Regions from separate parts of the Mus musculus genome. Here region 2 is linked to region 1. The links are chromatin contacts, found by Hi-C in ENCODE. All regions are on one chromosome and are shown on one strand. The core of a region is the stretch at or near the end of the contact, and the rest is flanking DNA. Distances in the headings are between cores, read along the strand shown. Region 1 holds the start of Smarcb1 (SWI/SNF related, matrix associated, actin dependent regulator of chromatin, subfamily b, member 1). Region 2 holds the start of Zfp280b (zinc finger protein 280B).

Region 1 (7,215 bases), core at 2,756-5,255:
AAGCTGGGCCTGCAAGGGTCCCCAGTTCATGCCGCCTTGGTCTGGGGTCCTGAGAAGAACAAGATCTACTTCTTCCGAGGTGGAGACTATTGGCGTTTCCACCCCAGAACCCAGCGAGTGGACAATCCCGTGCCCCGGCGCTCCACTGACTGGCGAGGGGTACCTTCTGAGATTGATGCTGCCTTCCAGGATGCTGAGGGTGAGTTGAGGGTAAGGTAGCTGGAGGGGAGTGAGTGGCTGTCATCCTGCTTCCTCCCCCCGACCCCCAACTTCATATGGCCCAGCTTATCACCACAGATCCTTTGTCCTGGTGGCCAATCAGTGTTATGCCCCATATTAAAAATGAAATGGGTGGGGGGACTGGAGAGATGGCTCATCGGTTAAGAGCACTGAATGCTCTTCCTGAGATCCCAAGTTCAAATCCCAGCAACCACACGGTGGCTCACGGTCATCTGTAATGGGACCTGATGCTCTCTTCTGGTGTGTCTGAAGACATCTAAAGTATACTTATATTCATAAAATAAATAAAATCTTTTTTAAAAAACTGAAATAGAAGGCCAGAGAGGTCTAAGGACTTGCCCAGGTCCCTTGGCCACAGCCAGGACTTACCAAGGGTAGACAATGCTTCAGGCACGGTACCACACTCCTTACATGTCTCAAGTAGGTCTCAGAACAGCCTTCTGACATCACGAGCTCTCTCCAAGCTGGGCCTGCACAGTTCTTTTTGTCTGAGGCATGGTCTTACTACATATCTCTGGCTCACCTGGGACTTGCCTTGTAGACCAAGCTGGGCTTGAATTCATAGAGATCTGCCTGGGATGGAAGGTGTGCACCACCATGCCTGACCTTAACAGCTCTTACCAGCATAGTGTCAGAGGGGCAAGAGGAATGGGCAAGAAGGTCACTAAACATACCAGATGAACAATGGTACTGTCCCTGTTAGTCCCTGCTCCCAACCACTGAACCACTAGGCTGAGTCCTAAGTGCAGAGAACTCTCCTGCTTGCGACTCTCCTCTGCTTCTGTGCCTCCCAACACTGGGAGCACTACTTTGAGTAGCCTCTGGCTCTCCATCTCTGGGACTGCCTTCTGTGGTGTGGACAGAAGGGGGAGCTTTGTAGCAGGGGCAATATTCACTTTCCTGAAAGGTAGGAAGTGAGCTGAGGTTCCCAGTACCGACTGGACCTGACCCTGTGGACAGACAGACAGAGGGAAAGAAGGCTGTAGTAAAGCCAGCTCTGGAGTCTGCAACTTATTTATTTTGAAGGCAGGGTCTCTTGTAGTCCAGGCTAGCCTCAAACTTAGTATGTAGCTAAGGATGCCCTTGAACTCCTTATCCTCTTGCCTCTACCTTCTGAGTCCAGGGAGTACAGACACGAAGCTACCATGCCTAGCTCGGCAGATCCCAAAGAATTCACTAGTGACCAAGGCCTGCATGGTGTGTGTCCCTAGGCTCGTGCAGAGCTTAGTATCCACTGGCTGACTGATGTCCTTCTCTTTTCAGGCTATGCCTACTTCCTTCGTGGCCATCTCTACTGGAAGTTTGATCCCGTGAAGGTGAAGGTCCTAGAAGGCTTTCCTCGCCCCGTAGGTCCTGACTTCTTTGACTGTGCTGAGCCTGCCAATACTTTCCGCTGACAACACTTTGGATGCATTCAGGGGTACTGACTCCTGCCAGGGCACTTAGATCATGTAAGAGACCCACAGCCATATCTGTGGCTCTGGGCTTCAGGCATGGGACAGACAGGGCCTATGTCTCCTCAGGGGAGTGGGTTGGGGTGCAGCCACTGTTTGTAGGAACGACCATGCTGGTCATGGTCACCTGCCAACAATTGTCTCAGACTAGGCAAAGGCTTTGGTGTTACTTAAAAATAAGGGAGGTTTTGGGCTGGCAATATTTCAGCTACCAATAATCCACAGTCAGCCTGGTTGCCCAAGGTCTCCATCTCTGTCCCTCAAAGTAGAACCCCCACACAAACTCAGGAATCACCTGCAATGAGGTTCCTGTTGGGAGTGGTGTTGGTAATGAGATGCCCAGGGTACCATGCTGCCCCTGCTAAGCAACTGGACCAGTATCTTTCCTGGTAAGTCAGCTCTGGAGAGATAGTGAACTGATCATATTCTGGCAGGTGATTCAGACAAGTGCTTCCTGGAACTCAGGCCAAAAGGTACACAGCCAGCCAAGGAGGCAGCTGCTTCCTCCCAGAGACACGGAACCTCAAAGGCCCCACATACCTCACAGCCTTGCCCCAGGCCATTTCTTTCTGGGGCCCTCTTCCTAGCACAGGTACCCTCTAAGCCATGTACATGTGTATACAGTGTATAAAGACTTTTTTAAAAAAACAAAAAACAAAACCCAAAAAAGCCAAGACTGTCATTAAACATGAGTGTTTTCTAAGCGCCTGTCTGTTTTTCTTTGCAATTTGCAGTCAAGATTTGGGAGTAAGGGTTAGAGCCTTTGTGCCCCAAGACTGTTTCCCTGGGGCTAGGACCCATATTTAGAGTCTCTCCTGTCCCATTCCTGAACAAATAGAGGTATACCCACAGTGGCTTTCTAACTGACTGGCTGTCTCAGCAAAAGCAGTATCATTTTATCAGATCATGCCTAACTACTGGGGGTGGGAGCTGAGGGAGGCATGGTCTCATTATACATCCCTGACTGTCCTGGGACCCACAGAGGTCTGCCTGCCTATGACTCTGGAGTTCTGGGATTAAAAGTGTGAGCCACCCCTGGCCCTTAACCCTCTGGTTCCCATGGCTGTGAGATCAGTGGGCAAACTCCTGGTTACCACAGCCTTTCCTAGTTCTTTAACATCTCCTTCATCATGACCCCAGTCACAATTGCAGTCTCATTAGACTGACCCTTATGAAGCTGGCCACTGTTTGTCCTGCTGCTTTCAGAGAAGTGTTTGTATTTTGCACATCCCACCATGCCCCCACCTCCCCTACACTAGGTTGTTAGTCCCTTTGCTCCCATACACAATGTCACTTTTACTTTAATGTTCTGTGGAATACATATTTTATGTATCTAAGGAAAATCTAGAAAGCACAAATGAGAGAAAACGTATTTGTCTTTCTGAGACTGGCCTGATTTGTTTAATATGATATCTTAGTTGCATCCATTTTCCTGAAAACAATGTAATTTCACTTTTGTGGCTGAAAAACAAAAAACACATGTACACACATTTCACACTCTTTTTTGTTTTCTGGGACAGAGTTGCTCAACATATCCCTGACTGTCTTGGAACTGAAGCTAAAAGCTTGCACCACCACACCCAGCCTAGACTACATTTTCTTCATCCATTCCTCTATTGTTGAATAGCTACCTAGGCTAGGCTATAACTTAAGCTCCTGTAATAGTGCTACAATAAACATTAAACATTTTGGAGTCACGGCTCTGTTCAACAGGGGGTGGACTGCTTGGACACGTTCCAGAAGCACTGTCTTCTCTCGGGGCTGTTATGCCCCAAGGCGGGCAGAGGCACAGACCAGGGCTGGGCTTGTGGGCACCAAGCTTGCAGAGGTAAGGAAGGAATGCAAGTGCCTCCTCCCGTTCATCTGGCACATCACCTAGATCTTTGAATAGTACCAACCTCCATCCAGTATTGTCATTCTTCCCATCCCTACTGCCTCGGGAACTGCTGTTGGCCTGGAGTGGATAGCTAGCTATTCCTAACGCACTTTCGGGTGGAAAACCTGAGGCGCTAGCGTGGGGTCGCCATGCCCACCCAGCTTCCCTCGGGCTTCCAGATAGAGCGGTCCTTCTCCTCGCTTAACGTCTCATTTTTTTCCTTCATCCCGGGGCGGAGTGCCAGCTCTGGCTATGCGACTAGGAAAGCTACCGCCTGAGTCAGGGCCTCAGTGGCTATTTCGGTCGCTGAGAGGTTTTCCTCCTTACCCGCCCAGGGAGGAAGCCTAGGAAGCAAAAAAGAACTCGGGTCCCTTTAAGGGCTTGCGGGAACGCGCTCGGCCTTGAGTCGCGCAGGCTGCGGCGCGCACGTTAGCGTCAGCTTCTCCACGCATGCGCACCGAGGGCGGCCTGCTCGTTGCAGAGACGGCCAAGGAGCCCAGTAGTGACACGAGCGCTCGCCCGGTTCGCCCGGCTTGCCCTGCCCGACCTTCACCTCCAGGCCTCCGTTCCTTTCGGTCCGACGCGCCTCGGCCCCGCCCTAGCCCACCGGATTCTTTCCAGCTCGACCCCGGCTGCCGGTTTCCCCCGCCGCCATGATGATGATGGCGTTGAGCAAGACCTTCGGGCAGAAGCCCGTCAAGTTTCAGCTGGAGGACGACGGGGAGTTCTACATGATCGGCTCCGAGGTAGCCCGCGGCGCGTTCTCGGCTTCCCGGGCAGCGGCTGGCCGGCTCGAGTCCCGGGGCGGGCTAGTGCTCCCCGAGAGCGCGCCTCCATTCATCGCGGAGGCGGGCGCGTGCTCGCAGCTGGGGCGTGGCCTGGTGGGCGTGGCCGGTCCCGCCTGGACCGTCCTGGGTTTTCTTTACCCACTTAACGTTGTTCAGACCCTAAGCATCTGTCCTAGCTTAGAGCGTCGAGCCGGTACACTCTAGGCAGATGGGGAAAGGATGTTCGGGAAGCCCCTGGGCGCTTGGAAGTGGAGGTGCAACACTGCCCTTGAACCCTTTGGCAGCTCTCGTGCACCCCACTGCCCCGGTCTCGAAATCTCTACTTGTAAGCCCGAAGCTTAGGAAAGCCTCTTCCCCTTTGTGTTGTTGCTTGCGAGGTGGACTGCAGAGAGCTTTTATGATGTTTAGAAAGTGATTGGACATGTTTGCTTTTGAGTGGATTGAGGCCCTGAGGTCGGAAGCACTAACGTTTTGGAGATCAGTGAACTAATTTTGAGTTTTTATAGGGGATAAATCTGAAGGGTCGCTAACCCAGAACCCAGAGCTAGAAGAGACAGCTTCTGTGCAGTCAGGTGGACAGGGTTCCTTAGGATCGCACCTGTGCGCCAGCCACTACCCTTTTCACAGGGGTCGCATATCAAAGATCCTGCATATTAGGTATTTACATTATGATTCGTAACTGTAGCAAAAATTAGAGTTATGAAGTAGCAACGAAAAAAGTTTATGGTGGAGGGGGTCATTACAACATGAGAAACTGTATTAAAGGGTCACAGCATTAGGAAGGTTGAGAACCACAACCTTAGAAAATCCCTTCAATTAACCCTAGAGACCAGCCAAATCTTTGTGTTTTTTTGTTTTTTTTGTTTTTCTTTTCTTTTTCTTCTTCGAGACAGTTTCTCTGTGTAGCCCTGGCTGTCCTGGAACTCACTCTGTAGACCAGGCTGGCAGAAATGTGCCTGCCTCTGCCTCCTGAGTGCTGGGATTAAAGGCGTGTGCCACCACTGCTCAGCTGAAATTTCTTTCTTTCTACCTTTTTTTTTTTTTTTTTTTTTTTTGGTGCAGATTGTCTATCTCAAACTAACTTCATTCCATCTAAGGGCAACCCCCAACCAGTTTATGTCTCTCCTCCCCTCCTCTCTTTCTTTCTTCCTTCCTTTTCTTTTCTTTTCTTTTCTTTTCGATTTATTTATTTATTTATTTATTTTATGTCTATGAGTACACTGTAGCGGTCTTCAGACACCCCAGAAGAGAGCATCAAATCTCATTACAGGTGGTTGTGAGCCACCACGTGGTTGCTGGGAATTGAACTCGGGACCTTCAGAAAAGCAGTCAGTGCTTTTAACTGGTGAGCCATCTCACCAGCCCCATCCCCCCTTCTTTTTGAGACAAGATCTCATCGTGTAACTGGCTGCCTTGTAGCTCCACTTTGTAGACCTGGCACTTGAACTCACAGAAATCCTCCTGCCTCTGAGTGCCAGGATCAAAGCACTTGGTGTCACTACACCCAGTTTATGTGGCTTATTTTTTTTTCTTTCTTTCTTACTCTTTTTTTGTTTGTTTGTTTATTAAGTGCACTGGGCTGCACCTTTAATCTGAACACTCAGGAGGCAGAAGTAGAGGGTGATTTTGAGTCCAGCCTGGCCTACGTAGTGAGATCTTGTCTTGAAAGGAATAATAATAACAAAAAGATAAAATTCAGATGTGTGAATGTCATCCAGTAGACATGTAACATGTGTAAAGAGGTAAGTGCCCACCCTGGAGAGCTAATGGCATTTCAGACTGCCAGCCGTTACCTCTGGCAGCTATTCAGTGACATACACTCCATTTTATTAGTGTGTCGGTTGAATCAGGTTGTGAGACCAATGTTGTCAGAAACATCCAGACTTAGAGTTTCCGTTTTCACCATCTTCCATTAAACAAAAAACTCAAGCCGCCAAGACTGATCACACTGTCACCTCTGTGCCTCTGTTCCACAGTGGCTGTGCTGGGGACATCTCTCACAGCTCAGAAGGGTCCTTGTTGGCCACTAGGCATTTGCTCAAGTGCAAGGTGTGGTGCGTATGGCAGTTAAGGACTTTAAATAGTCTATGCAGAAGAGTTTCTTCAAAGATGTTTATTTACCTGAACTGACCAGTGAAGGGGTAAATCTGGCCTCAGCCCTAGTTTTGAAAAGAAAATTCTCATGTGGTGGAGAGACTGAAAGACAGCTCCTGGTCAGGTGGGAAGAGCCTCGGGAGGTGTAGTGACAGCTTGCTCTGCCTCCTGACCCTTGCCCTCTTTCTCTGTCTTCCTCAGTTCTCATTTCTCATGCTGGGGAACCTAGAGCCTTGTACACGCTAAGCACATGGTCTTGCACTGAGCGCGCCTTCTTGGCTGGTTTTACTTTTCTTAAGCATCTGAGATGCTTACACTGGAAATCTTGTGTTTTGAGGTCATTGGCACGGCATGGTTTAGGTTTTAGAAAGCTAACCACAACCTTCCTTTGGCCTCTTGACTCTTGGCCTTCCCAGTTGATTGAGAATAGTTATACGAAAACCAAAATGGACAGTTTTCTCACTCTTTGGGGCCTGGCTTTGATTTTGGGAAGAACAGAGGGTCATACAGTACTTTCTGTCTTCAGTTCCTATGGCAGGATTGTATGGATGATGGATGGCCCTCGGTCCCTTTGTCATAGAAAATGAATTCAGTATTCAGACAGATGGGCAGACACAGTAACAGTAGCAGCTGTGTCTGATGTCTGTGGAGCTGCTTGGGGAGGATGCTCTCAGTGGATATGACTGTGCCCCTGTCATCCTGTCATCTGCCACAGGAGAAATCAATGTCCAAGTCCAGAATCTTTATTTAGTATTCCAAAGAG
Region 2 (7,178 bases), core at 3,123-5,622, 110 kb before region 1:
GCGTCATGGTCACACTCCCATCAATAACAGGTTCAAAGACAATAGAAAACATCTTAGAAATAGGGCTGGAGAGATGGCTTAGAGGTCAAGGAGCACTGGCTGCTCTTCCAGAGGTCCTGAGTTCAATTCCCAGCAACCACATGGTGGCTCTCAACCTTCTGTAATGAGATCTGATGCCCTCTTCTGGGGTATCTGAAGACAGCTACAGTATACTCTTTTTTTTTTTAATATTTGTTTGTTTGTTTGTTAAAGGTATATGACTACCCTTGCCGTTGTTTTCAAACCCCCCAAAAGAGAGCTTTGGAATCCCATTACAGAGGGTTGGGAACCACCACGGGGTTGCTGGGAGATTGAACTCAGGACCTCTGGAACAGAGCAGTCAGTGCTCGTAACCGCTGAACCATCTCTTCAGCCCCTACAGGTGTACTCTTATAAATAAAATAATTCTTTAAAAAAAAAATCTATAATGAAAACTTTAAGCCTCTAAAAAAAAAGAGACAAAGACACTAGAAAATTAGTTGGAAGGGCATCCCACGTTCATATTTATGGATTATTCAGAATATTCTGAAAATGACTGTTTTACTAAAAGCTATTTATAGACTCAACCCAATCTCAAAATTCCCATCTCATTCTTCGCATAGAGAAAAAACTATCCTAAGATTAACGTAGAGCCACAAAAGACACCAGATAGCCAAAACAATTCTGAACAAATGAACAGTGCTGAAGAGATTACTATACCAGACCTTTGTTTTGTTTTGTTTTGTTTGTTTTTTTCAAGACAGGGTCTCTATTTAGACCTGGCTGTCCTGGAACTCACTCTGTAGACTAGGCTGGCCTCGACCTCAGAAATTCACCTGCCTCTGCCTCCCAAGTGCTGGGATTAAAGGCGTGCGCCACCACTATGCCAGATCTTAAGGTCTTAAGATGTATCTCATGCCGGATGTATCTGTGAGCCCAGTCTAGTCAACACAGTGAGTTCCAGGACAACCAGGACTATATGTAGCGACCCCTCTCAAAAATAAATACATAAATAGACAAACAAAAAAACAGGATATATTCCAAAGCCACAGTAATGAGATCAATATGGTACTGGCACAAAAACAGCCATGTAGCCCAACGGCGCAAACTCAAACATGAATAGAGTTATTCAGCCACTTAATATCTGGCAGCAATACCAAACGTAAGCTGACAGGAAGAAAGGACCTTCAACAAATGGTGCTGGGAAAATTAAATGTTCACAATCAAAGAATGAAATTGAACCTATATCTTAACCCCAGACAATAACTCACTCCAGTGGACTCCAAAAGGTCAAAGACCTAGATGTACAACCCTGGATGGTGACAAGAAAACAGGCAGTGCCCTACATGATCTAGGTGCAGGAAAAGACATTCTGAAGAGGACTCCATTTTCCCAAGAACAAAAAGATGTTGCACAGCTAGGGAAACAATTAACTCAAGAGAAGGCCCACACAGCCATCTCTGCCAGATACACATCTGCAGAGGATTCATTTCTAGAATATAGAAAGAGCTCAGAAACCACTAAGTCAAAGAAAAAAGAGAGAGTTGGGGGGGGAGGGGGGAATGAGAAACATTCAAAAAAATGGGTTTGGAACCTGAACAGACAATTCTCAACAGAATAAAAATGGCTAAGAAATGTCTCAAAAACTATTCACTGTCCTTAGCTATTAGGGCAAAGCAAATGAAAGCAACGGTGGAATTCATGGTAGCACAGTCAGAATAGTAAGGATCAACATACAGACACCAAAAAATTCTAGAGAGGATGTGGGGGTAAAGGGAGCCCTCCTCCTTCACTGTTGGCAGGATTTAAAACTAACACAGCCACTCTGAAAATCAGGGTGGAGAATTCTCAAAAATTTGGGACTAAATCTACCATATGACCCAGCTACACCATTCCTTGGCATCTTCGCAAAGGATGGTCGACTTCAAAGATCATTGCTCAGCCATGTTCACTGCTACCCAATCCACAACAAGAAGGAAATGGGAAACCACACCTAAATGACCTTCAAGGGATGGATAATGAAAATGTTATATATAGAAAAACCCCAGAGAAATAAAAAACTGGAAGTCCCCCAACCAAAAAAAAAAAAAAAAAGGTCCAGGTCTAGATGGATTCAGGGCAGAATTCTACCAGACTTTAAAAGAAATTAACAGGGCTGGTGAGATGGCTCAGTGGGTAAGAGCACCCGACTGCTCTTTCAAAGGTCCGGAGTTCAAATCCCAGCAACCACATGGTGGCTCACAACCATCTGTAACAAGATCTGACTCCGTCTTCTGGAGTGTCTGAAGACAGCTATAGTGTACTTACATATAATAAATAAATAAATCTAAAAAACAAAAAAAAGAAAAGAAAAAAGAAATTAACACTACTATTCCTCAAATATCTATGAGACTTCACCAATATAGATCCCTAACCACATCAACGTGATCTCAACAAGGACGAAGTCAAGAGATGCTAATGTGGACCAGGGAAAGCTCCCAGAGTCCTTAACCCTTCCCCCAGGGAGGAACAACAAACGATCAGACCCAAAAACATACAAGTAGCATCATAGAGACTTAGCAGGTTGCACATACAAGGGAGGACCTGGAGGGAGGAAATGACAGCCCAGGCTAAGAGACCCTCTTTCAAAAGGCAGGGTGGGGACAAATCCAAGTGGGAACATTTTCCTGCATTAGCTGAATCTTAAGATATGTATATCAACCCATTTGCACCTCCTACTGCAACTAAAGAAAAAGGAAGTCAGCTTTACAAGGCATCCATAGCATCTACTTTTTCTTTTTCAAGATTTCAGGTAAAAAAAGTACATCTACCACTTCCTTCCTGTTTGAGGAAGCAACTTAGAAAGTTCCAAAATGCCGGGGTTGATGGCGCACGCCTTTAGTCCCAGCACTTGGGAGGCAGAGGCACGTGGATTTCTGAGTTCGAGGCCAGCCTGGTCTACAAAGTGAGTTCCAGGATAGCCAGGGCTATACAGAGAAACCCTGTCTCGAAAAACAAAAACAAAAACAAAACAAAAAAGTTCCAAAATTCTACTTGTCCTGAACTTATCTTACCATTGTGATTTCCGCAGGAAATTCCAAAACACTAATTTTTGTTCCTTTGTCTGTTTTCAAGACAGGGTAGCTTTGGCTGTCCTGTTACTACCGCTGTAGACCAGGTTGCCCTCAAACTCATAGAGATTCGCCTGCCTCTGCCTTCTGCTATCACCCATGGTAATGATTTTTTTTTTTTTTTTTATCAAATCACAGCAGCAAACAGAAGTCAGAAAATGAGGTAGACCTTTTCTCTTACCGCAGATATACGCTGTAACTTTTAATAGCTTCAGAGAGTCCAAGAGCTGCAAGTCACATACTTGGGGTAAATCAGACAGACAGAGAACCTCTTAAGATTTAGTTACATTTTACGTGTTAAAAGATTTTACTCCATTTCACTACCTACCAGTTATTTCATGCTTATTTTCCGTTTTGTTAGCTCTGATACGAAAGAAACAGCCGTCTGTCTCCTCTTAACCAAGTACTGGGTGCGAGGTCATCACAACCGGTTTGTGTAGTACTAGGCAAGCAAGCACTCCACCAACTAAGCTACTCCCTCAACCCTGTCGTCTGTGTGGTTATTATAAGCACCTTATACGCTACCTTCCAACACCATAGCCCAGTAAACAAAACAACACAACCCACCGAGCACTGCTCAAAGCAAAACTAGCTAGCTAGGAGCCCCGAGAGCTGCACTGGGGCTCAAAGGGGGCACAAAGCCAACAAAATAAACAAGATATTGCTGTATGGGAAGGGGAGGGGCGCAGAAAAATGGCTTTTTAAAGCCTCCAAGGGCCTGCAGATCTCCAAACTGGGAGTGGGACTTAATCTACAAACCCGGATTTCGTCTGTACCTACTTTTTTGAATGGGTCTCAACGAAGTGGTCCTCCCTCCTCCTTCCCTAGTGGCAGAGCTTCGAGGCAGGCGTCGGAGAGCCCAGTAGCGAGGTCTGCAGCCTCCAGGACTTTAGGTGAGGGGCCCTCGGCGATGGGAATGGCATTTAAGGGGTGCAGGCCCAGCCCCAGGACTGGGGGGTTCGTGGGAGAGGGAGGCTGCCAGGAAGGGGTCTCTGGGCTCCCGGCCTAGCCACGCTCGCTTCCCCGGGACTCGCAGAAGGCCCTCACCCGGCGTCCCCTCCCGGTCGCTCCCGCAGAGGTCACCAGCACCACGCCCCTGTCCTTACCTCCCGGCAGGCGTACCTGAGCCTCCCCCGGACGCCCCGGCCCGCGAGGCGCTGCGCGGGAAGCCCCGCACCACGACCTCCAGGGCCCCGCCGCTCCAACACCAAAGCCCCGGCCGGCGCGCACTAGCCCACGGCGACCTGTGATTGGCTGCCAAGGGTGGACGCGAGGTCAGCCGCGCGGCGTAGCGCCGATCTGATTGGTTCCTCAAGGCCCCTGGGCGCGTTCTCTCACTCGGGCGCCCCTAGTGACTGCCGCGGGCGGAGGGACTGAGCTGGGACGATCAGGCAGTGGTGATGCCCACCCCTGAAATCTTGGACCTGCGAGATTTGGGAACCCAAAGCCAGGCCTTTCGTCCATTCCAGCATTCCCTCGGGGGTGGGGATAGGGTGGGGTGGGAGCGGGGGCTGAGGCAGGAGGATTGCTAGTTAAACGTGGCTGCTTAGGGAGAGGAGGTAGGAGTGGGGGTGGGAAGGGTGGGAGGGGCATAGATAAGAGAGAAAGAAGGAAAAAAAAAATGGAGCTTCAGCTAGCCTGGGCCCAGGGCCAGAGATGGTTCCCAGTCCTTTAGGAAACTGTTTGCCCACCTGTATTACAGCTATGACAGCTCCTCTCAAGTGTGTAGCTTTTGCATAAGCACACAAGCTTGCCCCTTGCACTTAGAAAACGACCTAGCTACTGAATTTGAAACAACCTTAAAGCTGCCTCTGGGACAAATCCAAATCAGCCGGCTGTTTTTATCAGGAAGGAAACTCAGAACAGATGTCCCAGGTTCGGTTTGTTTGTTTTGTGTTTGTTGTTTGAAAAACATCAGAAAGCGGGGCAGCTGTGGTGGTGCACCCACTTGGGAGGCAGAGGCAGGCGGATTTCTGAGTTCAAGGTCAGCCTGGTCTACAGAGTGAGTTCCAGGGCAGCCAGGGATATACTGTAAGACCCTGTCTCAAAGAAACCTAAAAATAAAAAAAAAAATTAAAAAATAAAAACCATCAAAAGATGAATGCCTTTTTGGAGCATGCGCAAATTACATGAAATTCGAATTTCAGTTTTCAGTTTTGAAACACAACATGCTCATTCTTTTTTTTTCTTTTTCTTTTCTTTTCTTTTCTTTTCTTTTTTTTTCTTTTTTTTTTTTTTTTTTTTTTTTTTTGGGTCTTTCGAGACAGGGTTTCTCTCTGTATAGCGCTGGCTGTCCTGGAACTCAGAAATCCGCTTGCCTCTGCCTCCCAAGTGCTGGGATTAAAGGCATGCACCACCACGCCCGGCTCATTCTTTTCCTTCTTGCCTGTGCTTGTTTTTTGTTTGTTTGTTTGTTTGTTTTTGTTTTTTGGGGTTTTTTTTGTTTGTTTTTTTGGTTTTTTTTGGTTTTTTTTTTTTGGTTTTTCGAGACAGGGTTTCTCTGTATAGCTCTGGCTGTCCTGGAACTCACTTTGTCGACCAGGCTGGCCTCCAACTCAGAAATCTGCCTGCCTCTGCCTCCCGAGTGCTGGAATTAAAGGTGTGCGCTACCACGCCCGGCTCTGTGCTTGTTTTCTTACTACACCAGAAAATTGTATTAATTACCAGAGACTGTCTGACTATATGACCCTTTGAAGGTTTGGGGCCATCGATGCATCGCTAGGTAAAAGCATAGATCTATCTCTAGATCCCACAGTGGAAAACCAGCTCTTGAAAATTGTCTGCCAGGTGTGGTGGCGCACACCTTTCATCCCATGGATCAAGAGGCTACAGCAGGCAGATCTCTGGGTTCAAGGGCAGCCTGATCTACATAGAGAGTTCCAGGCCAGCCAAGGCTACACAGAGAGGCATTTCAAAAAAAAAAAAAATGTTTTTTAAATAAAAAGATAAGTTTTCTTCTGAACTCTACACATGCACATACACTCACTCATACACTCGTGTGCATCAAATACATACCAAAATAAGCAACATTTTTTTCCAAAAGAAAAGTTTGCTATGGTGGTATGAATAAAAAAATGACTCCTGTATGCTTGAATGTTTGGCCCTTAGGGAGCAGCACTGAGGAGGTGTGGCCTTGTTGGAGTGGGTGTGGCCTTGTTGAAGGAAGACTGTCGCTTGTGGAGGGGGGCTGTGAGGTCTTAGAAACTCAATTCTGACCGGGATGTCGCTACTTCTCTTGCCTGTGGATGGAGATGTAGAACTCTGCTTCTTCTCCAGCGCCATGTCTGCCTGAAAGCTGCCAGGCTTCAAGCCATGATGACAATGGACTAAACTTACTTTGAAACTGTAAAGCAGCCCCAGGACCATAGTGCCTCTTCACGACAATAGACACCCTAACTGGGACATTTGCTTCTCCCGTTTATTTGCAGCTTTTGATGGGCGCGTGTGTGGTTTGTATGTGTATACGTGAACATGCATATGTGTGTGAAGACCAGAGGACAACGTCTTCCTCACTCTGTTTAATTTTTCTCTTTTAGCTTTTTTTTTAATGGCTTTTTTGTTTTGTTTGTTTGTTTGTTTTGTTTTGGGACAGGACCTTATTGTGTACTCTGGTTGTCCTGGAACTCACTATAACCAGGTGGCCTTGAATTCACAGAGATCTGCCTGTCTCTGTCTCCTGAGTGCTAGGGTTAAAGCAGTGTGCCACTATACCCCGCTTACTTCTTTTTTTTATTATTCATGTGTATTTTTATTTTTGAGATTATAATTATTTCCCTCTCCCCTTTCTTCCAGATCCTTCCCTACCCCTCCTGGCTTTTTCAAATCCATGGCTTTTTTCCCTCTGTCCTTACATGTATATATGTATATGCATATATATATATATATTCCTAATTATAGCCCGCACAGTTTGCATAATGAGCTGGCCATTTGCTATTGGATAACCAGTTTCTCAACCTTACTATTTGAGACAAGGCCTGTCACAACCTCAGGCTCACCAGCTAGTTAGACTAATTGCCTGATCAGAGAGCTACCTGGATATTTCTGTCTTCT

Evidence for each region. Hi-C counts contacts between places; a loop is a spot of excess contacts on that map.
Region 2: a loop to region 1 is called in a map of heart, with 4 times the contacts of the local background. The contact joins the promoter of Zfp280b here to the promoter of Smarcb1 in region 1. A Hi-C loop is called at or near these places in 1 of 37 maps with a recorded cell type or tissue (heart).

The regions. Positions count from the first base shown.
Region 1 is chr10:75,918,404-75,925,618 of GRCm38, reverse strand. Smarcb1 (SWI/SNF related, matrix associated, actin dependent regulator of chromatin, subfamily b, member 1) reads left to right here and starts at 4,005. Exons shown (of 9, transcript NM_011418.2): 1 at 4,005-4,316. The coding sequence starts at 4,224. It overlaps Mmp11 (matrix metallopeptidase 11), which reads left to right. Exons shown (of 8, transcript NM_008606.3): 7 at 1-199; 8 at 1,504-2,397. The coding sequence ends at 1,637.
Region 2 is chr10:76,029,806-76,036,983 of GRCm38, reverse strand. It overlaps Zfp280b (zinc finger protein 280B), which reads right to left and starts at 4,372. Exons shown (of 2, transcript NM_177475.3): 1 at 4,235-4,372.